Regions from separate parts of the Homo sapiens genome. Here region 1 is linked to region 2. A link is a contact called in ENCODE Hi-C or POLR2A ChIA-PET data. All regions are on one chromosome and are shown on one strand. Each heading gives the region's core, a stretch centred on a gene start or an enhancer-like site at or near the end of the contact. The rest is flanking DNA. Distances are from core to core; before and after follow the strand shown.

Evidence for each region. A loop is a pair of places that touch in the nucleus more often than their neighbours do. ChIA-PET counts read pairs that join two places held with the same protein, here RNA polymerase II (POLR2A). Pooled maps may share reads with other maps.
Region 1: a pooled map shows a loop between it and region 2 (3-fold over the local background). The contact joins the promoter of CTCF here to the promoter of ZDHHC1 in region 2. A Hi-C loop is called at or near these places in 5 of 50 pooled maps. POLR2A ChIA-PET finds 5 or more read pairs at or near these places in 5 of 52 experiments (B cell, H1, activated T-cell and 2 more).

What each region holds. Positions count from the first base shown.
Region 1 is chr16:67,561,177-67,564,102 of GRCh38, reverse strand. It overlaps CTCF (CCCTC-binding factor), which reads right to left and starts at 1,577. Exons shown (of 12, transcript NM_006565.4): 1 at 1,379-1,577. CTCF-DT (CTCF divergent transcript) reads left to right here and starts at 1,794. Exons shown (of 1, transcript NR_158165.1): 1 at 1,794-2,692. It overlaps LOC124903703 (a long non-coding RNA gene), which reads left to right and starts at 653. Exons shown (of 2, transcript XR_007065094.1): 1 at 653-808. RefSeq lists silencers at 506-605, 1,126-2,135 and enhancers at 359-1,221, 2,366-2,415, 2,436-2,485.
Region 2 is chr16:67,414,996-67,418,175 of GRCh38, reverse strand. It overlaps ZDHHC1 (zDHHC palmitoyltransferase 1), which reads left to right and starts at 1,699. Exons shown (of 12, transcript NM_001323627.2): 1 at 1,699-2,005. LOC124903702 (a long non-coding RNA gene) reads right to left here and starts at 2,273. Exons shown (of 2, transcript XR_007065093.1): 1 at 2,033-2,273. RefSeq lists an enhancer at 1,153-1,810 and a silencer at 1,643-2,032.

The sequences.
Region 1 (2,926 bases), core at 328-2,827, 150 kb before region 2:
TTGATCGAAACTCAAAGTATGAAGACTACGTATGCGAATGTTTACTTAACGCTGAACTCGGGGCTACAGGAAGTCTCCTACTAAACAGTAGTTACATTAGGCGTAGATATTTATAAACCATCTGCAGCAAGTGACCCAGGATTCAATTACAACATCAACCCTCATATTTCATCGCATGGGCAAATTACCAGTCGAGTCAAGAATAAACTCATTCTGCCCTACTGGCGCTCTAGATCGAGTTGCACAATCCTGGGGCAGAACCGCCTTCACCTAGCCCTAGAGCATCAGGTACTAAGTTAGTGTGAGGACATTTTAAAGCGGGAGGGAAACTCAAGGGACTTAGCCCATACTCCCAAATTCAGAAATTTGTCACGTCACTTGAGATCAGAATGAAATTTAAGTTTCAGTCCCTTTGAGATCTCTGAGCGCACAAAGTCAGGCTGCTATCACTCGGCTGGGGAGTCCGAACCCGGCTGGATAAAAACTACTTGGTGCGGAACTCGCATCTTTTCCGCCCACCGTGGGGGGGCCGCACCGGTCGGGTCCGGCCAGGAACCCGGGCGCGAGTTTGGGGGCGCAGCGGGGGCGGCGAGCGCGCGTCCCCCCGCCCGCTCAGGCAGCGTAGAGGTGCGAGCAGCTCAGCCAGCCTTGCAGAGGGAGCTCTCGGCAGCTCTGGGGTCCCTCTGCTCGCAGCCGCTGCAGCGCCGCCTGCGCCACTCGGCGGAGACGGAGACCAGCGGCGGCGACGCGCGGACTGGGAGCGACCGCCGAGCAGCCAAGCAGCTGGGAAGGCACGCAGGCCGGCAGGGTAGGTTCCGGGGACGGGGCTGGCTGGAGGAGGGGCAGCCCGAGACGCGACGGCCAGGGCCCGACACCCATACGGCACCGGGACCTGGCTTAGCGCGCGGCGGCAGTCGGTCCGAACCCTTAAGCTAGGCGGGCGCCGAAGCCGGGACGCGGAGATAGTGTCTCAGCTGGGGCCACCCGCCGCGGGAGGGGCGGAGGACACAGGACAGAGGGCGGGCCGCGGCCGGGCGATCGGCCGGCCAAGAACCGGCCTCGAGGGCAGACAAAGGAAGGAAAATGGAGTCGCCGGGCGCGCGGGCCTCTGCCTCTGCCGCCGCCCGAGGCCTAGCGCGCTGCCAGGAGGGAGGCCTAGCGGGCGGGCGGGCGGGCGGGCGTGGGGGTGGGGGGGGCGGCCGGGCCACGGCGGCGACGGGCAATGGCGGCGGCCGCGCCGCAGCAGGGACGGTAGAGGGAGACAAACACCCCCCGGCGGCGGCGCTGGCGCCGGGCTGCAGCCAGCGCCGACCGGAGCGGCCCCATCGTGACACCTAGAGGCGGCCCGCGAAACCTCCTCCACCCCGGGCCCCCTTACCTCCGCGCCACACCCCCCGCGGCGCCCGCTCCGCCGCCGCTCCACGGCTCCGGCCACCCGGCGTCTCCGGCGAGCTCCGCGCGTCCGCACCGGCCACCGCCGCCGCCGCTGCCGCCAAAGAAGCAGCTCCGCGCACGGTTTAATCGCTCCACAGGCTCAGACACAAAATGGCGGCGGCGCGGTGCAGTGCGCCTGCGTCGGCGCTGCCGGGGCCGCGGGTGCTGATAAGGGAAGGGACGGGTGGGGGGACCGGCCGGGCGGCGAGTAGAGGGCGGGGGAGGAAAGGTGAGGGGAGGGGTTGGCGCAGGGCAGCATGGGAGGCGGCCCCGGGCGCCAACTTTCAAAAGCGGGCGCGATGGCGTCACGGGACGCGCCGCGAGTCGCGTCGTCACGCCGCACGCGCCCTCGCCGGGTCGCTCGTGGGCTCTGCCGGCGCCGCGGCGTCCTGGCTCCCGCTGGGTGGGGCTTCCTGGGCGGAGGCCGCCGCCCCTGGGCGGTGCCGGATCCAGTCCGCTTGACCTTATTCCCTAGCTGCTGTCTCCGGCCCCCTGAACCCGTACAGGGTTGGGGAAGTGGGGGTGGCTGGAGGAAGCGCGCGCGGGGCAAGCCAGTGGGGCTGAGGAGGCTCCCGGGCCCGGCCCCGCCCAGTCTCCGCCCCAGCCAGGCCCGACCCGCCCTCCGAATGTCTTACAGCTGCCCGCCCCAGAGTAAGGCCCGGTCGGTTCCCGCGCGCTCCCAGCTCCGTGCCCGCGAGCGACGACTGGAAGGGCTGTCCTTGCTCAGCGGCTTTTGGTGATCTCTCCGCCCTAGAAGAGGGCCACCTAAAAGCGGGTGCGAGAGGAGAGTGGGAGGGCCTCCTCTTGGTGTCCCCAGGCCACCTCAGCCCGGAGAGGTGGCGGAAAACCAGACTTGATGCTTTAACACGTTCATAGCAATCGCTTTTTACTGAAAGGAGTTTCTGTATTTAGCGCTGTGTAATTCTGTGGAAACGTGCATTTCTTGTCTTTGCGGGAGAGCTGTTCTCTGTGGGCGGAGACCTTCAGTCCCACCCCTCCCCAGGAGGCGCCTGCGGACCCTTCCCAACCTGCAGTCAAGTTGACCAAGAACTGACTGCAAGGTGCTGGTGGCTCTGGGATGAGAGCCTTTTGGTACTTACAGGGAATATGACTCTTCCCTTAGATATCAAATGGACCCAATATCTAGGGAGCAGCTTCTTCTCCATCCATCTGACCGTTCCGTTGTGAGAATGCTGGCCCAATAACATACTCTTTTTTTTTCCCCTAAAGGAATAAAAAAATCTGTATTTTTAAGATGTCAAATCTCCAGAGTTTTTAGATGTTAGCAACTGAATCAGATGTTTTTAAACTTCATGAGCTGATTAAACCACACAGATGAGCTGTCAGTTTACGACCCCTGGCTTGGCTTGGAGGAAAGAGTGAAGAGAAATTCCATGGCCAAATCCTGGGGCACTCCAATATTGGGAGGGTAATGGAGAAGGAGTCTGAAAGGCAGCATCTAGGAAGTCATGAAAGCTAGCGCTGAGTTGTG
Region 2 (3,180 bases), core at 450-2,949:
TCTCTCTATGTATCCCAGGCTGGTCTCAAACTCCTGGCTTCAAGTGATTTTCCTGCCTCAGCCTCCTTAAAGTGCTGGGATTACAGGTGTGAGCCACTGCATCCAGCCTCATCCTTCACCTTGATTTCTGGGTCATGATCTCTGTTTGACCCGAAGTTTTCCAATTCCAGATAAGAGTTAAGTAGTCAGCTTGTACTCTGAAGCCAGAATAGCATTGATATTTATCTCACATTGAGTTTGAGTTTATCAGTCTTGAAAACAAGAATTTAAGTAATAGGTTATGTCACTTGCACAAGGACCCACACACCTGTCATGTGACAGAGAAGGAGTAGTTATGTTGCCTAATAAAACATACAATAAGTATGCTTGTGACTTATACATTTTAGAGATAAGGATGTTTTCTTTCCCTATCTGTCATATCTGCCTTGGAGATGCGCACAGGACAGATAGCAGAAGACAAAGTGTCTTCCTGTCTTTTGAGAAAGCCTGAGCTCATAGAAGATTCCATTCTGAGTGTCCACAAGGAGAAGAGGAGAGGGGACTTTTAGGGAAACCAAGTTAGCAGGGAAGTCTCCCAGGTAGAGAAAGGGAAGGGAGGCTGCAGGCCATGGAGCAGAGGAAGCAGGTGTCTGTCCCTGGCAGCCCCAGGGAGAGGCAGGGGCCTCAGGCAGGGATGGCCTCATAGAGCCCAAACCTGAAAATCTTTGTGGACTGGAGCAATGGTTGTGGCCTCAGTACCAGACAAAACCCTGACCAGAGAGTTTTTTGCTTATTTGTTTTTGATTGTTGTTTTTTGCTATAGGAAAACATGAGTCCTTTGGAATTACCTAGCTAAAAGGAGTACAGTGGAGACTGAGACTGAATTTCCCGGCCGGGCAGGGGCTCACGCCTGTAATCCTAGCACTTTTGGAGGCTGAGGTGGGCGGGTCGCTTGAGTTCAGGAGTTCGAAACCAGCCTGGGCAACATGGCAAAACCACGCCTCTACAAAAAAATGCGAAAATTAGTCGGGCGTGGTGGTGTTCGCCTGTAGTCCTAGCTACTCTGGAGGCTGAGGCGGGAGGATCGCCTGAGCCCAGGAGTTCGAGGCTGCAGAGAGCCGTGATCGTGCCACTGCACTCCAGCCTGGGTAACAGAGACCAGTTTAAAAAATAGAAAAAGACTGAATTTCCCATCAGCCTGGAAGATTGGGGCTTGATTTTTGCTTGATTTAAAGGCAATAAATAAATGAGATATTTTGTGCTGCTTATTTTAAGCTCTTACGCTTCTCGCTTTATATTCTGGGGTACCTGCATTTTTAGTGGTGTAATTTATTTGTCTAGATCTGTTTGCCTCTTAACCTGTAAGCTCCCGGAAGGGTCGGGATATCATGGATGTTCCAGCACATACGCTCATTGAAGTGTGCAGGTTGACTGGGGTTGGGGGAGGTCTCTTCTTGAGAGCGGTGGTCTCAGGATAGAAACTGGAAGGGGGCGCTTTTGAGATGTTAGGATTTCGGGGAGACAAGCTGTGACTCGGGAGTAGGGAAAAGCGGATTTTCTAGACGAAAGGTTAGGAAGAATCTGGGAATGGGCCGACTGGGGCACCAAGAGGGTCCCTGGCAAGCCCCGCCCTGGCCGGGGGACCGGCGCGGAGTGACGCAGCGCGGTTTGGCCGCTGTGGGGCGCCGTAGCCCGCGCCGTTGTCAGGGGAACGGGCCCAGCGCCGGACGAGGCCCAGCCAGTCTGGGTCTGGCCTGGCCGCCCCTCCAGCCTGCTGGAGCCGGAGCCGGAGCCGGAGCCGGAGCCGGAGCCGGAGCCAGAGCCAGAGCTCGAGGACTCACCGGCCCAGTCTCCGTCCGGGATGGGGCCCCGCTCCCGGGCGCGTTGCCGCCCAGTCCCGGGGACCGTCCCTACCGCGAGGGTCTGAGGCGCGGCTGCCCCGGGGAGGGTGGAAGGCCAGGCGTGGGGCCCGAACCTCTGGCTGACTTTGGCAGGGCCCATCTGGCACGGCCTCCGCGGCGCGCAGGTGAGGAGTCCCCGCCCGGTTTCTCACCTCGGAGCCTGGCTTGAGCCACGGGGTAGCGGATGCTGCCGCCTGGCCGGCTTTGGGCTCGCTTCCGCCTGGAGCCGGTGGCCTGAGTTCCAGGGCCCCGGCAGAGCGCGGGGCTTCCTTTTAGCATGCATCAAGTTCACAGATCTTCCTTGAGCGCTTACTCTTTGCCAGGCTCTGTGCCAGGCGTGGGCACAGAGGACTCCCAACAGACGTGGTCTGTCTCCAGAACCCAGAGCATTAAGGAAGGGGGCTGGGAAGCGGATGTCATACATGACTAAAGTGATTTCAGGTCGGGTTAGGCTCTCTGGTATTGAAATGGAGGGGTTGGTCATGGAGGGTCTGTTTTAAAAGGAAACCATGGGAAGAGTTTTAGTTTTTTCTTTGAGACGGAGTTTCGCTCTTGTCACCCAGGCTGGATGGAGCGCAGTGGCACGACTCGGGTCATTGCAACCTCCGCCTCCCGGGTTCAAGCCATTCTGCTGCCTCAGCCTCTGGAGTAGCTGGGATTACAGGCGCCCGCCGCCACGCCCGGCTAAGTTTTATATTTTTAGTAGGGACGGGGTTTCACCATGTTGGCCAGGCTGTTCTCGAACTCCTGACCTCAGGTGATCCACCCGCCTCGGCCTCCGAAAGCGTTGGGATTACAGGTGTGAGCCACCGTTCCCAGCCAATTTTTTATTTTTTTGAGACAAGGTCTCCCTTTGTCACCCAGGCTGGAGTGCTGTGGTGTGAACATGGGTCACCGCAGGCTCCGGCTCCCGGGCTCAAGCGATCCTCCCGCCTCAGCCTCCCAAGTAGCTGAGACTACAGATACCCGCCACCACGCTCAGCTAATTTTTTAAGGTTTTGGTAGAGATGAGGTCTTACTATTTTGCCCAGGCTGGTCTCGAGCTCCTGGTCTCAAGGGATCCTCTTGCCTCAGCCTCCCAAAGTGCTGGGATTACAGGTGTGAGCCACTGCAAGCGGCAGAAGAGTTTTTTATTTTTTGTTTATTTTTATTTTTATTTTCCAGATGGAGTCTCGCTCTGTCACCCAGGCTGGACTGCAATGGCACAATCTCGGCTCACTGCAACCTCCACCTCCCGGGTTCAAGCGATTCTCCTGCCTCAGCCCCCCAAGTCTGGGATTACAGGCGCCTGCCACCACAC